Regions from separate parts of the Homo sapiens genome. Here regions 2 and 3 are each linked to region 1. The links are chromatin contacts, found by Hi-C or POLR2A ChIA-PET in ENCODE. All regions are on one chromosome and are shown on one strand. Each heading gives the region's core, a stretch centred on a gene start or an enhancer-like site at or near the end of the contact. The rest is flanking DNA. Distances are from core to core; before and after follow the strand shown.

Region 1 (2,959 bases), core at 445-2,944:
GCTGGAGTGCAGTGGTGCAATCTCTACTCACTGAAACCTCCACCTCCCGGGTTCCAGCGATTCTTCTGCCTCAGCTTCCTGAGTAGCTGGGATTACAGGCACATGCCACCACACCTGGCTAATTTTTTATATTTTTAGTAGACACGAGATTTCATCATGTTGGCCAAGCTGATCTCGAACTCCTGACCTCAAGGGATCTGCCCGCCTCGGCCTCCCAAAGTGCTGGGATTACAGGCGTGAGCCACCTCACCTGGCAATCATTACTTCTTAAAATGTCTTTCTCCCCATCCTTCCACCCCCAGGGGACTTCAAATCACACTGCTTGAAGCGGCCCCACAGCTCACTGATGCTCTGCTCACTCTCTTAGCCTTCCCTCTCTGTTTTACGTTAGACGACTTCTGTTGCCATGTCCTTGAGAGTTTTAAGTCCTTGCTTTCCTCCTTGGTAGTGTTTTCTGAAACCTGATGTTTTGCCCAAAACTGATATATTATTTTCATGTATACATGTGTGAGTTTAGATTTGCATGGCTGAGCTTTCATAGCCCATCGTTGAATCATTGTAATATATTGGTCTGTGTCTAAACTGTGATGAAATGAGCGAAAGATTCAGACCCGGCTTAGAAGACGATGTGCAAGTCACAGGCCTTTAAGTGTCCTAATGCCTAGACAGAGAACAGACAACCACTGAGTGAGATGGGAATGTGGGTGAGAGGTTAAGTACAGGAATTATTTCAAGATTGCAAAAATAAGTCTCTTAAAGACCACATATTGCATAGTTCCCTTAACAGGGAAGGCCCAGCCTAGGCAAACTCCTGGACACAGAAGATTAGTGGCTGCAGGCGGGGGAGGGGCAGTGTGCTGACTGCTACAGGAGACCGGTGGTGAATGCAGCGGTGGAGGCGGGCCCAGCGCTGGGAATGTACCACCACCGTCGCGCTGTGCATTTTTTTTTTTTTTTTGAGATGAAGTCTGGCTCTGTTGCCCAGGCTGGAGTGCAGTGGCAAGATCTCGACTCACTGCAACCTCCGCCTCCCGGGTTCAAGCGATTCTCCTGCCTCAGCCTCCCGAGTAGCTGGGATTACAGGCACGCACTACCACGTCCAGCTAATTTTTGTATTTTTAGTAGAGACGGGGTTTCACCATGTTGGCCAGGCTGGTCTCGATCTCCTGACCTCCTGATCCACCTGCCTCGGCCTCCCAAAGTACTGGGATTACAGGCATGAGCCACAGAACCCGGCCATGCGCTGCGCATTTTACGCGGATGAAGCGGATGGCCTGGGCACTGTGGACTGTGGGTCCAGGGAGCTGTTTTGACAACGTCTTCATTCCTGCCGCTGTAATGGGGCGCACGTGCACGCACGGACGTGGCTTCTCCCCAGGGTGTCACCGCGTAGGTATCACGCTGATTCCAGCGCAGCCGCCCTCGCCGGGCCTCAGCGGGGAGTGGCCGGGCAGCAGGGGCGTGGCTGGGAACCGGGCGTGGCCTGAGCTGGGGGCGTGGCCTAGCTGTGGGGGCGTGGCTGGGCCGTGGGGGCGGGCCCTCCGCGCAAGCATCCGCCGACGTGGGGCGGGGCCGGGCGTGCGGGCGGTTGGGCGGGGGCGGGGCCGGCGGCGGCGGGTAACGGAGGGGGCGGGGCTGGCGCAGGGGTGGGGTTGCCGTTGCGGGGCGGGGCGGCGCAGGCGCTGTGCGCGGCACTCAGCGGTTTTCCCTCCCCCAACGGCGCGCCGGCTGTGGCCGGCGCAGAGTAGTGCTCGGGCCGGGGGTCGCCTCCCGCCTCCCGCCTCCCGCCTCCCGCCGCCCGCCGCCCGCGTCGCCCTCGCCGCCGTTGGGCCGCGCCGCGCCGCCATGTCGGGCCCCGGACCGCGGGAGCCGCCGCCGGAGGCAGGCGCGGCAGGCGGCGAGGCGGCCGTCGAGGGCGCGGGCGGCGGGGACGCGGCGCTGGGCGAGCCGGGGCTGAGCTTCACGACCACCGACCTGAGCCTGGTGGAGATGACGGAGGTGGAGTACACGCAGCTGCAGCACATCCTCTGCTCGCACATGGAGGCGGCGGCTGACGGCGAGCTCGAGACGCGCCTCAACTCGGCGCTGCTGGCGGCGGCGGGCCCGGGCGCAGGCGCGGGCGGCTTCGCGGCGGGCGGTCAGGGGGGCGCGGCGCCCGTGTACCCCGTGCTGTGCCCGTCCGCGCTGGCGGCCGACGCGCCCTGCCTGGGCCACATCGACTTCCAGGAGCTGCGCATGATGCTGCTAAGCGAGGCGGGCGCGGCGGAGAAGACGTCGGGCGGCGGGGACGGAGCGAGGGCCCGGGCCGACGGCGCCGCCAAGGAGGGCGCGGGCGCGGCTGCGGCTGCGGCTGGACCCGACGGCGCGCCCGAGGCCCGGGCCAAGCCGGCCGTGCGCGTCCGCCTGGAGGACCGCTTCAACAGCATCCCCGCCGAGCCGCCGCCCGCGCCGCGCGGCCCCGAGCCCCCCGAGCCGGGCGGGGCGCTCAACAAGTGCGTGCCCGGCGGCCGGGGGCTGGCGGGGCCCGGGTGGAGGCCGAGGCCGGGGCCGGGGCCGGGGCGGAGGCAAAGGGGGCCCTCGCTGTGCACGCCCCCAGCCTGCCCTCCCGGCGGCACAGGGCGCGGACCTCACCGGGTCTGGGGCCGCCCCGAAAGGCTGTGTGCGCTGTGCGGGCCCCGGGGAGCAGGTACTTCCAGAAACTAAACACCCCCTCCCTCAGTGGCCCCGCCTGGAGTGGGGCCGAGCGCGCAGAATTCCTGGGAACCATGTGCTCCGGGTGGCACTCTTGGATGTCAGGGAAGCCTAGGAAGGCCCGACGGGGGTTTGCAGGCTTTGAGCTCTAAAATGAGGCTCCAGCCTGCAGCCGCCCCCTTGGCGACCCTCAGGGATGGCTGTGGAAGGGGCTGCGTCCGCAGTTTTCTGCTCATCCCAGCCTGTAGTTGCCCATCGTGGTCACACT
Region 2 (2,994 bases), core at 242-2,741, 680 kb after region 1:
CTTTGGAGTCCAGGAGTAGAAACTCCACTGCCACCAGTTCCAGGCTAAAGGACCAACTGTCATTAACCTGCACTCTGCCTTTGCAAACGGTCCCTTTATAAACCCTCCTCAAATCCTCCTGTGAGCATGAAACCTGATTTTTTTTTTTTGGGTATGTTTTTGAGACAGAGTCTCGCTCTGTTGCCTAGGCTGGAGCAGAGTGGTGCGGTCTCGGCTCACTGCAACCTCCACCTCCCAGGTTCAAGCGATTCTCCTGCCTCAGCCTCCCCAGTAGCTGGGATTACAGGCGCCTGCCACCACGCCCGGCTACTTTTTTGTATTTTTAGTAGAGATGGGGTTTCACCATGTTGGCCAGGCTGGTCTTTAACTCCTGACCTCGTGATCTGCCCGCCTTGGCCTCCCAAAGTTCTGGGATTACAGGCGTGAGCCACCGCGCCCAGCGGAAACCTGATTCTTGACTTTACATTTTTTATGCCCATCTAAAGCAGTGGAGGCTGAGACTCACAGAGGTTCAGTCACTTGCCCAAAGTCACATAGTATCCTCTGGCCTCCCTGGCATGCTGCTGACACCTGCATTTTACGGCAGGAATCTTCTCACTGAGGTTCGCCTACACAGACTTCCCAAGGGACTAAGGCCAGGATAATTTCAAAGGAATCCATTTTCTGCCCAAGTTTCGCTACGTTCTCTCTGCTAAAACAGAACTGCCTGAGGACGAACCTGCGTTTAAAACAATTTGAATTCTCCTTTCCCGTCCCCCTTTTATAATGGGTCCTCCCCTTTACAAAAGAAAGGTATTTCTCTAGTGACACTGCCCAACAACCCCTCTAATTCCCACCTACAGGTCTGTGTGAACGCCGTTCCTCGGTATCCACAGCTACGAGAACGTAAATGGGAATAGAACGGGTAACCCGCTCTCACTGGGCAGAAGCCAGCCACGGACAGTGAATTATCTGGAAATGCGTCTCCCTGAGGCGCGTTTACAATACAAAACTTTATTGTTGTTTTATCATCCAAATGTGTATATATTTATGTTGTTTTGTGCAACTGTATACTGCCAATAATCACTTTAAAATGTTTAATACTTAGAGCGCTGGATCAAGGCAAATTCCTAACAACTTGACTCGGAACTCACACACGGCACCCATCCCGTGACAGAGCACCACCGGGGTGGCTGACAAGACTTCTGACCCCAAAACGCGGTTCTGCGGAGAGAGTGGGGCAGGACCGGGGAGCAAGGCGCCGCTCCCCACCGCCCGAGCGCTCGCTACTCCAGGGCCGCAGCGCTCGGTCCCGCCGGGGTTCGCAGCCCGGCAGCCCTCCAGGCCTCTCAGCTCCTAGGCCGGGGCCTCTCCCGCTCCCAGCGCCCCGGTACCCCGCGGCCCAAGCCGAGGCCCCTCCTTGCGCCCGGGCCGCGACCACCCCCCAGGCCCACGCTCCCCGCTCCCCGCTCCCGCACTCACCGGCTCGGGAAAGCACGTCACTTCCGGAGCGTCGCAAGCGGCCGACCACTTCCGGGGCCTTTTGGCTCCGGAAGCCCAAGGCTTGCCCAGTGCGCAGGTGCAGAAAACACGCCGACGGACCGAGAGGCGACCTTGTCCCTGGTAGCGGAAGCAGGAGCAACGGCAGGAGGGATGCGGAGCGCTCAGCTGCAGCCGCGCTTCTCGCCGGCGCCCTCGCTGCCCGAGCACAAGGACAGCCGCCCCGCCCGTTCCACCCGGTGCCCAAGGTCCCCCAGCTTCTCTGACCCCTCCGGCGTTTGCGGAACCTCCCGGGTCTGACGAGGACACCGCCGTTGCCCGAGGAGGCTACGGGGCAACGCAGAGCAGGCAGTGGGGACCGCAGGGCAGCCCCGGGGCGCCGTCCCCACCGCCCTTACCCTGGCTTCGCCTTGCCGCCGCGGGGAATCCGGTGCGGACGCACGCGAACTCTGCCCGGGAGCCGAGGTGACGATCTACCTGGTCTCGGTAATAAGTATTTGCAAAACACATCACACCAAAATCCCGTTAACTTCATGAAAACTCACTTTATAGGATGATTTTTGAAGAACCAGTTTATTAAGAGATTACACCAAAAGCATAAACAATTTATACGTCAAACTCCGACTGAAAAAAAAATAACCGATAAGGATGTTTTTTAAATGTACTGTACTCACAAATAACAAGACAAATTTGACCTGTTCAATAAATAGAAATGAAGTGGCTAAAAATGTTTAAATGGAAATGGAAAACAGTCGTCTTCTTTGTACAGTTTTGAAGGGGTGCCCCCTATTCACGCCTACACGTAGAAAAACCCTGACAAAATCAGAGGTTCACTTAACACTCCAACCATATGAGCGTATTAAGGTTTCTTTTCAGATCTTAGGAGATCTTGTCCACCTTAATCCCATTCACAGATCTTAGGAGATCTTGTCCACCTTAATCCCATCATAAAGACTGTTGGCATGAGTTCTGATGTACTGTTTTAATATGCTGAGTACTGTTGATTCAACAACAAACCTTAATGGGTGATGAGCTTTTGCATACCAATATGAATTTGTCAGCACTTCTGAAAACTGGCCATCATTTTTCAAATTCACAATTTGCTGGATGTCAGGGAACAATAGGAAGAAGAATGAGCGTCAATTTTCATGTCTTCCTTTGCTTCTTCACTGGCCTTCCATAGAAGTAGTCAGAAAAAAACAAAGCACCATCAACCACACTTCACAAACAATTCATGTTGGCCTAAGCTTTGCTCAACATTCATATGACAGAAGATAGAATAATGAAAAGGAACTGCTGGCATCACTTTCCCCATAATATTACATAAAAATGGACAGCACATTAAATAAACATTCTGTTATTAATCATTAAATATATTAACACCAAAAATCATGTATAAATTAGGAAATAAATGTACAAACTATTTTGCAAAGTGCTTTTTAAAATATATACACAACATTCAAGATATTCTTAATGTAAGACATTTCAGATTGAAGTTTTGGGGTAAGTGTCCTT
Region 3 (3,177 bases), core at 67-2,566, 720 kb after region 1:
GGCTTTGGATAACGGTGTCCCAAACCCACATAAACGCTGTCTCTTGAAAACCACAAGGCCGAACTTACGGAGCTAGAAGAAAGGTTGTGGAGCAAATCCGTCAAGTTTGTTAGGCGAGGCGGCTGGCGAGGGTGTCACGCTGAAACCCGGCGTAGCCGCGAGGATACGGAGGGGGCGGTGCGCTCCCTACGGGGCCGGGCTGCGTAACGATGCCCCGCAAATGGGGATCGGGACGCGTCCTTCCGTGCCTCCATCGTTCGCGCCTCGCTCCAGGAGCAAGAGGGGCAGCCCCGGCCACAGTCCCCGCGGTCGCAAGTGCGCCCGGAGGCCGACCCGGGCCCCTCACCACTAACCAAAATGAGCGCAGAAAACGAGTACCGCCCGCCGTCGCCACCGAAGCTGGCTGCGGAGCGCGACAAGCCCTCGCCGCGGCTCCGGCCCCGAGGGGTCCCCGTGCGCCCGGCATAGCCCAGGACAGTTCCCAGCGCGCGCCGCGGACTCGGGGGACAGCGCGCTCGGGGGCCGGCAGCCTCCAGCGTCCGCCCGGCCCCCACCGCCCAGTGCCCCGGCCCGAGGGACCCGCGCGCCCCAACAAAGTTGGCGCAGGCTCTCCGGGGACCGCCCCCCACACGGCCGGGTGCCCGCCGGCGCGCAGGCGTGGGACGCGGGGAAGGGCACGGGGCCGCCGTCGGGGCTCGCGGCCGCCCGGCTGCGCCCCGGCTTTGTTCGCGCCCCGCGCCCGCCAGCTGCCCGCGCCCCGTCCCCGCGCGCGCCCGCCCGCAGACCCGCCGCCCAGCGCCGCCGCTCCGGCCCGGCCCACCTTCTGGATGGTTTGCTGCGTAACCTCCCCTTTGCCTCTTGGCCGGGCAGACGCGAAGGCCACGGACATGGTGGCGGCGCGGGGCTCAGCCCGTGGTCATCGAGGTGGATACTCCGGCTGCGCTGGGCGGCCCGAGGCGCTCATTATCCGCAGTCGCGGAGGGGGGGAAGGGGGCGGGAGCGCGGGGGGCGCCGCGTCGTGGGCTCGTCCGCCCCGTCGCCGTCGCCGCGCCTCCGGGCCCGCGGCGCCGCCGCTCCGCCCTGCAGAACGGTCTGCGGCCCAGTGCCGAACGGTGGCCCCCGGCGACCCCCTCGCACCCAGCGCCCGGCCCTCGCCGGAGCACCGCCTCCCACCCCCGGCCACCGGTGGTTCGGCCTGACCCCGCCCCGGCGCGCGCCATCACGTCCGCCCGACGCCGCCTGACGCTGCCCGTCGCCGCCTGACGCCGCCCGTCGCCGGCAGCGCAGGACACGGCGCCGAGGGTGGGGCGCGGGCGTAGTGGCGCCGGGAGTCGCGGGTGCGCGCGGGCCGTGAGTGTGCGCTTTTGAGAGTCGCGGCGGAAGGAGCCCGGCCGCCGCCCGCCGGCATGAGCTACGACCGCGCCATCACCGTCTTCTCGCCCGACGGCCACCTCTTCCAAGTGGAGTACGCGCAGGAGGCCGTCAAGAAGGGCTCGACCGCGGTGAGGCGGCGGGGCCTGCGCGGGGCCGGGGACGCGGGCGGAAGTGGGGCTGGGGAGCCCAGAGAGGGCCGGGGCCGGGCGCGGCGCTGTGGGCGCCCGCGGGCGTGCGCGGGGCAGCGGCGCGGGCGGTCAGGGCTGTAGCTGAGCGCGGGCCCCGCTGCCGGTCTCCACGAGTGCCTGCAGAGGCGGCGTTTGGCGTGAGCCGCGAGCGCTCGTTCTCCCCACTCAGCGCCTCGCTTGGGGCCCGGCCTCGCGTGGGGCCCCGGGCACGGGGGCCGTGACGACGCCATCTTGAGCACCCCTGGCCCCGGCCGGGCGCGTGGGTCGCGCCGCCGCCCCGGCGAGCAGAGGCCGGGCGAGGGCCGCTCTGGGCCGCGGAGCGCGGGGGGTAGGCCGTGCGCTCGCTGGGGGGCTGTTCACGCAGCCGGGTGGCTGGGGAGCGAACTACTCAAACCCCCCTTATGGGGACCCCCACCCGCTCCGGGGCAACACTTATTCTCTAGGCCCAGGTGGGCTTCGAGAACAAAGCGGCTCGCTGGCCTGGCCGGTGGCGGGCGCCTCCCAGGTCTCCGCACTCTGCCGGGAGGAGCCTTCCCGGGGCCGGGCTGCAGCCGCCCGGGTCAGGACTGGTTTGGACGCGGCCGTTTCGTTTTGACGAGGGCTCGTGTACATTGACCTTAGTGACATTGTTTGAAACTTAAATTCGTACCATCAAGACGTGTCAGTTTAATTGGTCAGTCTGTGAGATCGTTATTCTTTTATCATCTGGTATTCAGAGGTTTGAGCAGGCAGAGAAAGCAGCACACACGGTTCTGTAAATTTTGATTTGTTTTCATTTTCTGAATCTTTGTTTTGAAATGAAGGCCCAGTATTCATCAGGTGATCTAACTCAGCTTAAAGAGGACTAGGAGTCGGCTGACCCCTGTACCCACCCCAATACTGCCACCCCCGCCAGCTGGCCGCCGCTGGCTTTAACGAACCCATATAGCTTCTCTGGGCCTCGAGTCAGTCGAAGGTCAAGTGAGTCAGTACCTGAGAAAGCTCCCAGAAAACCCAAACACTTCAGATCAATACTTCTCAGCCAGGGATGGTTTTGGGCCCACACGGAGCCACTGGCAGTGTGTGGAGACTTTTCCAGTGGTAAGACCTTGCAGAGGTGCTCTTGGCATTTGGAGGGTAGAGGCCAGGGACGCTGCTCAATATCCCACCCGTGCTCAGGGCGGCAGGCACAGGGAGATCCCCCTGCCCAGGTGCTCACAGTGCTGAGCTGGAGAAGCCCTGCTCTAAACCAGGAGGCGCTGTTTATCCCAATGATGGTTCCCTTTGTTTCTGGCTTGACTCGGGTTGACTGTCAGTGATTGTTCATGCTTTTAATAACAGCCATATCCTTCTCCAGCATCAGCCATAAACAGTTTGGGATAACACTTGACACCTTGTCCACTGACGGCAAATCAGGCCCCTTCTCATGGCTGTCACATGAGTATGTCACAGTGCAGGAAACAGTGCATTGTGGCTCAATATAATTTCACAACTACAGAAACACTGCCTTCAGAACACCAGACTTGAGTGAAAGTCTCAGGCTTCCAGGCTTTGCATGGGACTGATTCATTGGGTTGAAAGGAAACACATGCCGATTATATAATGGTTACTTACTAGCTATGTTGTAACTAAAACT

Evidence for each region. Hi-C counts contacts between places; a loop is a spot of excess contacts on that map. ChIA-PET counts read pairs that join two places held with the same protein, here RNA polymerase II (POLR2A). Pooled maps may share reads with other maps.
Region 2: a pooled map shows a loop between it and region 1 (6-fold over the local background). The contact joins the promoter of MTG2 here to the promoter of TCFL5 in region 1. A Hi-C loop is called at or near these places in 4 of 50 pooled maps.
Region 3: a pooled map shows a loop between it and region 1 (10-fold over the local background). The contact joins the promoter of PSMA7 here to the promoter of TCFL5 in region 1. A Hi-C loop is called at or near these places in 1 of 37 single-sample maps with no recorded cell type and 9 of 50 pooled maps. POLR2A ChIA-PET finds 5 or more read pairs at or near these places in 2 of 52 experiments (AG04450 and PC-3).

What each region holds. Positions count from the first base shown.
Region 1 is chr20:62,860,557-62,863,515 of GRCh38, reverse strand. It overlaps TCFL5 (transcription factor like 5), which reads left to right and starts at 1,694. Exons shown (of 6, transcript NM_006602.4): 1 at 1,694-2,492. The coding sequence starts at 1,846. It overlaps LOC105372717 (a long non-coding RNA gene), which reads right to left and starts at 2,081. Exons shown (of 4, transcript XR_936989.4): 1 at 1,975-2,081. RefSeq lists silencers at 1,286-1,385, 1,436-1,625, 2,126-2,275 and an enhancer at 1,247-1,901.
Region 2 is chr20:62,181,525-62,184,518 of GRCh38, reverse strand. It overlaps MTG2 (mitochondrial ribosome associated GTPase 2), which reads right to left and starts at 1,491. Exons shown (of 7, transcript NM_015666.4): 1 at 1,462-1,491. SS18L1 (SS18L1 subunit of BAF chromatin remodeling complex) reads right to left here. Exons shown (of 11, transcript NM_198935.3): 11 at 2,005-2,994. RefSeq lists silencers at 1,273-1,442, 1,449-1,633, 1,673-1,862.
Region 3 is chr20:62,141,533-62,144,709 of GRCh38, reverse strand. PSMA7 (proteasome 20S subunit alpha 7) reads left to right here and starts at 1,316. Exons shown (of 7, transcript NM_002792.4): 1 at 1,316-1,502. The coding sequence starts at 1,407. SS18L1 (SS18L1 subunit of BAF chromatin remodeling complex) reads right to left here and starts at 941. Exons shown (of 11, transcript NM_198935.3): 1 at 821-941. The coding sequence starts at 889. RefSeq lists silencers at 465-514, 545-604, 725-1,434, 1,475-2,114.